2 separate regions of the Mus musculus genome follow, and region 2 is linked to region 1. A link is a contact called in ENCODE Hi-C or POLR2A ChIA-PET data. All regions are on one chromosome and are shown on one strand. Each heading gives the region's core, a stretch centred on a gene start or an enhancer-like site at or near the end of the contact. The rest is flanking DNA. Distances are from core to core; before and after follow the strand shown. Region 1 holds the start of Crot (carnitine O-octanoyltransferase). Region 2 holds the start of Elapor2 (endosome-lysosome associated apoptosis and autophagy regulator family member 2).

Evidence for each region. Hi-C counts contacts between places; a loop is a spot of excess contacts on that map. ChIA-PET counts read pairs that join two places held with the same protein, here RNA polymerase II (POLR2A).
Region 2: a map of left cerebral cortex shows a loop between it and region 1 (2.5-fold over the local background). The contact joins the promoter of Elapor2 here to the promoter of Crot in region 1. A Hi-C loop is called at or near these places in 1 of 37 maps with a recorded cell type or tissue (left cerebral cortex). POLR2A ChIA-PET finds 5 or more read pairs at or near these places in 1 of 5 experiments (embryonic stem cell).

What each region holds. Positions count from the first base shown.
Region 1 is chr5:8,994,242-8,999,509 of GRCm38, reverse strand. It overlaps Crot (carnitine O-octanoyltransferase), which reads left to right and starts at 2,364. Exons shown (of 18, transcript NM_023733.3): 1 at 2,364-2,406; 2 at 2,963-3,058.
Region 2 is chr5:9,263,183-9,268,450 of GRCm38, reverse strand. It overlaps Elapor2 (endosome-lysosome associated apoptosis and autophagy regulator family member 2), which reads right to left and starts at 2,333. Exons shown (of 22, transcript NM_172706.4): 1 at 1,995-2,333. The coding sequence starts at 2,180.

The DNA of each region.
Region 1 (5,268 bases), core at 1,115-3,614:
AGCTACACTGAATGGACTCTAGCCAGCCCGAGCATGTCACACATGGCTCTGGTAGGCATTGCCTTTCTCCCTGATTCCCACTGTCTTGCTGGAAACTATTAGATTTTATTCCTATAACTAGCCAACAAGGTCTATTCCCTTATTTGGTCATTTCCCTCTCCTGAGGCGGACTACCAAAGTCTAGTTATCAAAGTATTGCGGTTCAGCTATCAACCCTCCGCTCCTTTGACTGACCTAATCTGTCTAATGAAAGTCAACACCTCATCCTAGCTCAGGGCTTGCCCTTGACTTGACACTGTCATTTGCCTATGTGCCACATCTGCCTCCTCTCTAGCCAGAGGTAGCCCCTTGCCCTGGGGTCCTGGGTCCATATGGATCCCTTCATACACATAAATGAATGATTTTTTAAAGATTTATTTATTTTATGTATATGAGTACACTGTACAGATGGTTGTGAGCCTTCATGTGGCTGTTGCGAATTGAATTTTTAGACCTCTGCTCACTCCGGTTGGATACTCCAGAAGAGGGAGTCAGATCTCATTATGGGTGGTTGTGAGCCAGCATGTAGTTGTTGGGATTTGAACTCAGGTCCTCTGGAAGAGCAGTTGGTGCTCTTACCTGCTGAGCCATCTCTCCAGCCCGAATGATTTTTTATATAACTTTAATAGTCAATTTTAAGACTTGGGACAAGTTGTTGCTATAAGACATACTCCAAAAGCTTGCAATATCTTCCTCAGCCATCAAGATCTGTCTATCCTGAGCTAAGAAATACAAGCTTGTTCAAATTTAATCTGAGTGCTACCGATTTTAAATTTGACATTAAAATATCTATTATACATTTGGTAGAAAACATTTTCAGGACTCTGCTTAATTACAGTTTTACAGAGATGGTCATTTTTCTCACATTCTCCAGGTTCTACTGATTTTTTTCAGTCCCGAGGTTGTTTTCTTTTTATGAGAAGCCAAGATCTTCATGGAGACACCGTTTCTGCTTAACAAAACCAGGAAGAAGAGAAACTTGCAGCAGGGCTTGAATGTAGCTCAGTGTTAAAGACCCTGCATAAAGGCCTGGTTTGGTGAGATTACCAAACTCACAAAAACAGTGAAGGTGAGTGACCCTAAATTCTTTGCCACCAGCAAACATTCAATATGCGTAAACTTCTAAAGAGGTGCCAAAATTTTTTTTACTAAAAAAAAAAAAAAAAAAAAAAAAAAAAGACAATGAAGGTTTCTGAGAAATCCAGTCAGTCTAAGAATTCTATTTTCGAAGCATAATATAATATCCGGAACGGAACACTTACATACTATGAGGGGGAAAAGTTCTTTAACACAGTCACTTTGACAAGCTTAGAGAGATTATCCAGCTTGATTATGTAATACCTCCAGCAACGCTGTGCAGTCATGAAACATATTAGTAATTCTGCGGGAAACTCAAAAGGATTTCGGAAAGACAGCAGCTTTTAATATACTAATTTGAAATGAAGTCATTAAACTGTTGAATAACTTAACTATGCAGGAGCAGGTAAAATATTTTTCCTTCCACGAAAACAAAACAGAAGTACAAATAAAAAGTGTATATAAGTTTAAAATTGTATCAATTTATTTCAGGAGGTAAATGAAAAAAAGGGCATTGACCTGTGAAACTAAAAATACCTCATAGTCTTCCTCTAGGACGTGCTAGCTTTTTAAAAACGCAACTTCTTGGATGATAAAAATATTCAGGCAAGGCCAAAGCTTGAAGCTTGACCATCGCTAGAGACTGCAAGGGCTTGCCCTAGATGGCTGGGAGTTGGCCAAATCTTAAGTCTCAAAGAGGCGACGAGGCCAAACCGGATCCATTCGCCTGCTATTCTCTTGCCAGCACACAGGGTAGACAAAATAAAATGTCTCAGTATAAATTCTTAAATTTATATCTAAAGTAGTATAAATGCTTGCCTGGGCCATGCAAAGGAGGCTGGCACAAAGAAGGGGGAGCGACTGGGAAGAAAGAACACAGCGCCAAGCCCCTAAGAGTTCGGCGAAAAGCAGGCTGAGCCGTGGGCCTCCTTACGCAGCCACAGGGCTGTGCCCGAGAGTGGGTAGATCTCTGGACGGAGGCCAATCTCCCGCAGCATCCGGAAGGAAGCTGCTGTAGCGGGGACTGCAGGGCGCTTATCTGACTTTCTGCTGCGTTCCCGGGGTCTGCAGCCTAGGACGCCACCAGAGCCCGAGAACCCGGCGGGGGCGGGACCAGCAAGCCTCGACAGCCCACCCCTTCCAGCGCGGGGTGGGACCCTCGCGGCTTCCCGTCCAATCCCGTTCCCCGACGCGCACAGGGCGGGACCCTCGCGGTTTTCCGTTCTGGTCCGGCCTCAGGACAGCCCAGAGCCTGCAGGCCGACGCAGAGGGACAAGAGGGGCGCGGGAGGTGAGGATTCTGGGGCCGGCTGCTCGCTCTCCTTCCCCTCCCACATGGCGAGGGGGTCGAAGGGTATTGCAGTAGCAGGAAGCCGAGCTGAGTGCAGTCGGGCTGTGCGCCCAGGCGCCCCGTCTGGCGCGGGCGTGGTGCCCCCCCCCCCCCCCGAGCATCTTGCCCTTCTGGTTTGGGGTGTCCTCTCTCAGTTGCACCGGCCTCGCTAGAGTGCTAGAGTGCTAGAGTGCTTGATCGATTGGTTGGTTTTGCGTGTGCATGTTTCTTGGTTTTTCTCCCCTTGTCCTTATCCTCGGTGAGAAGCTGCCCTTGTTTTGGTGGGAGGAGTTTCTGAACTTTATTGCTTTCTGCTTCTGCTGCAACCTCCCCGCGGGCACCGGAAGGTTCCCTGTGCCCCTTGGGTCCATCTGATAGGCTGCTTGGAACATAGCTAGCTCTGTAGTGATATAAATCTCATGTCTAGCAGATGTCCGTTCTCTGTATTTCCAGCTTCTGTCACTATCCTCTTCTCCTTTCCTGATCTTTACTTGAGTGTATTTCTTCCTTTCCACAGTCACCAGGCTTGGCCAGTTCGGGTTCCCTGTGGTTTCCTTTCCGAATTGTTCAAGCAGGCTCCTGGAGGTCCTGAGCACTTCTTCGTGGTTTACTGGTATGTGACCCTATTTGTTTACTTCCTGGTTCTATTTTCCCACCTCTCTCGCGTTCACATCACCTTGCTTTCAGAAAGTCCACTGTCATCGTTTTCTTAATTTTATTGGAATCGTTTAACTAGTTTTATATGGTTGAAAACTTAAGACAACTCTTAAAGAATCTGTAGTCGGCTTAACCTTGCAGGGGCTAAGCACTGCAGCAGGCATAAAATTAGTACTCTGGTCTTCTTTGTGGGATCTGTTAAATGACAAGGAAGTGTAATGAGATCAGCTTGCCCGGCATGCTTGCATTAGTTTCCTATTGCTGTTACAGCAGACAGTGACATGTTTAGCGGTTAAAGGAACACAGACTTTGAGTTTCTGAAGATCTGAAGTCCGAGCAAGCTTAGCTGCTTACCCTGCATGGACGCACAAAAGGAGAGACCAGGGTTTCTGTTATGAGTTACTTTCTGAAGTTTTAGGGGGAGACTCCCTTTTCAGGTTCATTCGAGTTGGCAGAGTCTAACCCCTGTTCACTTGCATTAGGATTAATCCCATTTCCTGCAAGTCCTGTTTGTCTCTGAGTTCGTTAAGGACATGGATGTAGACACAGATCATTAAAGACATAGATGTAGACACAGAGGTGTGGCAGTATCTCTGCTCAAGCACTCAAATGATTAGGTTAGGTCCTCTCTATTTTAAGCCTTTTTTTTTTTTTTTTTTTTTTTGTAGGTGAAACCCAGTTGCAACCATAGGAGTAATGATGTTCTATCATAATGACAAGTTCTGGGGACTAAAAAGAGTAGGTAGGAGTTAGGTCATCATAACAATTCTGCCCATTATAGTCCATAATATAGTTGTTTCAGGATGAGTTGTTTTTATGGCATTAAAAAGTCTGATGACTAATTATATGGTTATACATGCCAAGATAAAGAGATTCAATTAAAGTTACTTGCCTAGAGCTGGGTGGGTGTTGGTGGCATATATTCCCAGCACTAGGGAGTCAGAGGCAGGCTGACCCATGTGAATTCAGGCAAGCCTGTCTGACAAAAGTTAGTTCCAAGCCTGCCTGGGGTATATAGTAATATTCTAACCCCCCCCCCCAAAAAAAAGACAAATTTTGAGGCTCAGTGAGATGGCTCATTGGATATTGACACCTGCAGGCAAACCTGATGACCCAAGTGTGATCCCCAGGACCCACATGGTAGAAAAGAGAATGAACTCCTGGGAGCTGTCCTTTGACTTCCCCGTGTGTGCTATGGCAGCCCACTACCAAATAAACGGTCCTGTTTTTTCTAGTCATTTGCCTAGGAGCAAATGGTTAGAACATGGCTGAGTCTATATTTAAGACCGAGATCCTAAATATTCTGTTAGATCCAAAGTGGTTTATCAATATTCAAATGGGATGTAAGCAGTAAAACGGAAGGGGTGGAGCTTTGAGGTCCTATGCACTGTCTGGTTATGTTACTGGAACAGTAGAACCTCCTCGCTGTAACAAAGCCAACAAGACATGGTATTAAGAAAGCAAGAGGGCTCTGTTGTTATCATCTAGTCTCACTATACTACCCTGGGCTGAAGCGTCCTCTTGCTACTGCAGCTAGGTACATGCCACCATACCCAGCACTGCGCCTTGTCCTCTCCTTCCCTTTCCTTTCACATCTAGAAGTAGGACCAGAAAGGTGATTCTGGCAATATGGCTTCTGTAAATGGGTCCAAGGTGCTTGTTCTGGTTGGCAGCCAGCTGGGTCAGCACTGAGACGGAGATAAAGAGTAATATATACAGCAAAAATTTTAGATTTGGTTAATAATGGGAGAAAAAGATATTAGTCAAAAATAATCCGCCATGCCTTTGTTTTTGATATTGTTAACTTTTTTGTTTTGTTTTGTTTGTTTTTTTGGTTTTTTTCGAGACAGGGTTTCTCTGTGTAGCCCTGGCTGTCCTGGAACTCACTTTGTAGACCAGGCTGGCCTCGAACTCAGAAATCCGCCTGCCTCTGCCTCCCGAGTGCTGGGATTAAAGGCGTGCGCCACCACCGCCCAGCTATTGTTAACTTTTATAACATATGAATAGTATATTTTATTTAACTTTGCTATTTTAAAATAGGATATAAAAGGACAGGAAGTTTTCACTCAGTATCAATTCTTTGTTTTCTTAGTTACTGGTTTTATATAGGATCTATAAATGATTCTCTCAGAAATCTTATTATTTACTCTACCAATATAGCCTATT
Region 2 (5,268 bases), core at 1,084-3,583, 270 kb before region 1:
GAGGCTGACTCAGGAGCATCCTCCTATAGATTTTATCTTCTTTCATTTTTAAAGGGAAAAAAATCAAAATTAAGATCTAAAAGCGTGGATCACATACAATTTCTAAAACCAAGTCGATGAAAGGCTGGAATTGGGATGAGCATCGCCTTCTTGTACATTCTGTCACCCCCATGCCTCAGTTCTGTATGATTATAGTCTAGAAATAGGGATGTAGCTCAGTTGGTAGAGTGCTTGCTTAGAATAAAAGGGGCCCTAGGTTTCATCCACACCACTATATAAACTGGATGTGGTGACCTCTATCTGTAATCCTAGCAACTGGGGTATGGAGGCAGGAGGATAAGAAACTCATTACCCATCACCAGCTACATAAGGAGTTTGAACCCAGCTTGGGTTAAGAGAATGAATATATATATATATATATATATATATATATATGTATATATGTATATATATATGTATGTATAAATATATATACATATATATACGTATATGTATATATATATATATATATGCATCTCTTCTAGTGGCCTTGACCTTTCTACTTCAAAAATAGTCTTCAATTCTTCACTACTAAGAATTAGTGTTGCAAGGAACTTGGAACTTCACTTCGTTAAAGAAACGTGTGCTATAAACTGTGTCTGGGCAACTGGACAATAAAGCTTATCTTGCCACAACAGTTGTGGATGTCCAAAAAGTTGAATTCTATAGAACCCCATACACTGGTTTATTCCCAGGTGACAAGTGGCAGGATACATATCGAACCAATACTAGCACAAGCTGAAATTATGCACAGCTGTTTGTTTGCCAAGACTTTGCCCCGATTCACTAGCTACAGTACAGCTGCATATTCACACCCAAGCTTGCCATCTGACTTTCCATCATTGTGGGCTGCCCTGGGGCATGTATTGTAAGAGAAGAAGATGAAAACCCAGGGATGATGGATGGTGTCTAAAAGGAGGATACTCTCATTCCGAAGTGGTTCCAGCAAGCACAGAAACAGAATCTTGCCGTTCTTCTCAAAAGAAGCTAATGGCTAACCTATTTTTGCTGGATACCTATAAAGAACCTGTCACCCTGATTCCTAGCAATCTTCCTTAAAACAGCGTGTGTGCCTCACCTCTTCTCCAACAGAATCACTCAAAGTAGGTCAGAAATGTTACTTCCTTCCCCTCATTGATTTTCATTAAAAGAAGGCACTTTCTGGAGCATGAAAGGCAAAGGTAAACACACAAAGCAACTTCCAGTGACACCCTCTAGAAATTGTTGGCACAGTAAGTCTCGTTTTTCCCAAAAGCAGGAGAAAGATCTAATCACCCAGAATGTACCCTTCTTGGCTATAAAGCAGCAGTGATCTTAAACTGTAAAGTACTCAGCTACAGGACTTCAACCAGGTGAAGAACCTCCCCAAAGGAACATATTTGCTTTGCCCATTCTAATTTTCTACATCACCAACCCGCCTCTTTCCTAAGTACTTTCTTCTCTGCCTTCTTCACATCCATGTCTTGCCAGAATGTCAAGAGACCACACTGTTCTGTATTTGAAAGCTGAGAGCTTGAGAATTGGATGAAAGCATTTGTGGAGACTGGGGAGCAGAGAAATCAGGAGAGGGAGGGTGAGTATCTAGGTCTCTCAAAAGCTATAAAGCCTTAGTTTTCTAAATCCTATGGGGCAGGGCTTCCCCAGTCTCCTCCCCTTCCTGAAATTTCTTTCTCAAACCCAGGTCCTGAGACCTGGCTCTCCAAAGGGGGCGCAGCAAAGTCCTTCAGAAACCCCCAAACACCAGCACGGAGAGAAATACACCACCAGAAAGACAGAAAGCCTCTACACCCGCTCCTAGCCAGCTAGCAGGGGCGAGCAACTTCATCCCTGGGCAAAACGAACGCCCCTGTCCTCCAAACCCGAAAAAGGTGATGGTCACTCTGAGCCCAGGTCCCCGAGATCGCCCCACCCCACACCCCGCCTCAAACTCCAAGTGGGGACCCGGTGCTGCTCACCTCTTGGCACGCAGGAAGCGGGCGGCCAGAGGAGGACGAGTCTCCAGCCCAAACTGCCTGGCAGCCTGCGAGCGCCCAGCAGCAAATCCAGGCGGGGCTCCAGGGCAGCGAGAGCGCGCGGCGGGGACCCCCGGCCGGTCGCCCCCGATCCCTGCCTTTCGCCCGCCGCAGGGTGAGCAGCAGCATCCCGGCACTGAATGGACTCCGGCGAGGAGTCTGGGAAGCGAGGACCGTGCTCTTGCCTCCTCTGGGCTCAGCTCAACTGGGCTGATCTGCACGCTTACAGCTCGGCCGCTCGCAGCGCGGGCAGCCGGCGCCCGAGCTCCCGTCACGCCAGAGGGAGGGACCGTGGGACGCGGGCGCGGCGCGGGGGCGGGACGTGGGGCGGGGACGCGGGAGCCGGGAGCAGGTGGCGCGGGCTGCGGCTGAGGCCCAGCCCAGCACGCGTGGAGCGGTGGCGCTGCCAACCGCGCAGGAGCCTTGTGACAAGATTGAGGGATTCAGAGAGACCAGAGACTCCGGAGTGTCGCTCCTCTCTAGACCCCTGTCGACACCCTAGGGATATCTCTTATAAGGATCCACGCCTCAGAATGAATTTCTACAAGATTAGGGTTTGCTGAAATGGCAGAGAGGAAAGAGGCCTGAGGTTTGTAGTATTGAGCTCGGTTATCTCATCTATTTAATGAAAATGATAACAGTAGCCACCACGTGAGGTCGCCATGCGGGTTAATTAAGTTGATGTGCACAAAGCTCTTGGAAGGGTGCCTGCCTCACAGTAGATGGGAAAAAAGTGGTGGTACCAAACCTACTTCCTGCTGATTTAGGTATTATTTCATACAGATGTGTAGCTTTTGGCGAACAAACCTTTTTGCTTCTGGGAAAGCATTTATCCTGTACAAAAGCTGCAGTGGTGGTCTATTTTATGTGACCCACACGCACACACTAGGCAGTGAAGGGTGATATGTCAATGGGAGGAGCTCAAGGATCCTCTGACCCAACTGACACACTAAATATAAATGGACCTGAATATGTCTGCAGCAGCTACGTTCACTCAAATATATATACATTTCCTTTCGGTTTTCTTCCACTTACAGTTTAGGAGTAGCCAAACAGGTAGGTGGCTCTGTTATCGCTTCGGTTTTTATTTCCTTTGTTTGTTTTTTTATTCTTTAATCCACCAAGAATTTATGTGAGCCAAATTTATATTATCTTTGTCAACAATTAACCATATGTCTATGAATTAAAAACACTTTCTTTATTAAAACAAAGCCCATTTTATTCAACATAAGTAGATTAAAGTACAGATTTGCCTAAATAGCATTCTTTGTAACTCTCAATTAATAATTTCCTCTTAAAGGATTAAACAGCTTAGAGTTACTAAGTATACATTGCTTTTCTTTTGTGCAGGGTACATCAGAGGTGAACTTCAGTAACACACAACAGTCACAGAACTACATCAACAGCACCACAGCTACAGGCATACGTTCTACATAGATTTTTCTTCTTGCAAGTAAACCAGATTGCAATATTAAATGACCAAAAAATTTAAATCCTCTAAGCACAAAAATGTTAGTAAGTATGAATTCAAGTAGCGAATGTTTGAAACATAAATTTTATGTAAGCGGAATGAAATATTATAAAAGTGTTTCTATATGAACCTCGGAATGAGAACAATTCTAGAAAATGTGCGTGTGGATTATGCACTCCGGAACACGGATATTCTTGAAAACAATTTGACAGCATACTAAAATATTTTTACTCAGTCAGGGAACATGATGGAAGAGGAGACCAAACAAATATAAGAGCCAGAAGGAAGATAAAGAGGAGGGCTGCCTCAGGCTATCTCTAAGTACCACATAGCCTTCACAGTCCTGAATTCACATCAGCCACGCCCAGTGCACTGGGCTGTTAACAGGAAATCATGGGTCCCAGGGGACTGTAGCTCTCCTTCATGAACTATTGACTACTGATGAATTCTGGAGGAGGGACAGTTATTGCGTTCACTTGTGTCCCCAGAAGTGAGCCCACCAGGTGAATGTGTGAGCTACCAACCCACATTCACACAGATGTCCCTGGTTATGCTCAGGTGGTGACAAGACAGAACAAAAAAGCAAGCATTGAGTGTAGAAAGGGACCTGTCCGGGAAAACAGGAATGGGAGGAAGATAAGGGAGGGAAAAGTGGGAGGCACCACAGCACATTATAAACATATTTGAAATTGCCAAAGAATAAACTTAATTAGAGTTATCAAAGTATGAGTACGCCTTTAGCTTTTTAAATTTTTATTTAATTTTTTCATACACTATATATTGATATTTTTCCCTTCCCTAACTCCTTCCAGATCCTCCCCACCTCACTACCCACCCAACTTCATGTTCTTTCTGTCTTTCTGGTCATTTTTAATTCTAGCCATCTAAGAACTAGTGATTAAGGAGAGCAAGATTTTACATTCACTGTTGTTTAATTAAAAATTAAATAGCCTAAGTGCCCCCAAAAGGGGGATAGTTAAGTAAGTTATGCTCCTTCCTGTGGTAAAACTATACTGATATTAAAGTTGTATTTTCAGAGAATACTAAGAGACTTAAGGAAGTGCAATGATACTTTATCAATGTTTAAAACCTGGAGACTCACCTTAAGTAGCTGGTCTCCAGGTGTGGCAGGAGAGAGTAGGGTGTGCAGTTGGGGTGGGTTTATTGAAGAAGCCTGGTTAAAACAAAACCAAAGCTGTTGGCAGAGGTTTTCTAATAAACTAATAGCAAGACAGCTGTTTGCTTTCCTTTCTTCTTCTTTTTTTTTTACAGTATTTGTTTTCACATTCTCCATAATTATTGTAGTCTTATTATAGCCATTATGTATCATTTGCATTCTCTGTGTTCTTTTTTTGTCAAACAATTCAGCCATGGGAGAGGGATCAAATGCGCACATAAAAATGTCAAGACCAACACTTCATCAATGTTATTTGTAAAACAAAAAAAAAAAAGGTAAATGAAACTTAAATATCTAAAACTAAGGGAAAATGAAACAAATAATGTTATATGTAAAAGAAACTCTTTATACAAATTAAGTTTAGTGGAATTTGAGGGATGTAAATATTCATGAACCAAATAGCACCATAAACCAGAGAGCTCCACCTCACAGCATCAGAGAGACTTCATTTGGAGACTATGACATAGAGGAATAACCTAATTGCAAACACTGTATCCTCAGCCCTTTTACAGGGATAACTTATCAAAAACACATAAGCTATGAATTCATTGGTATAAATATCATGTCAA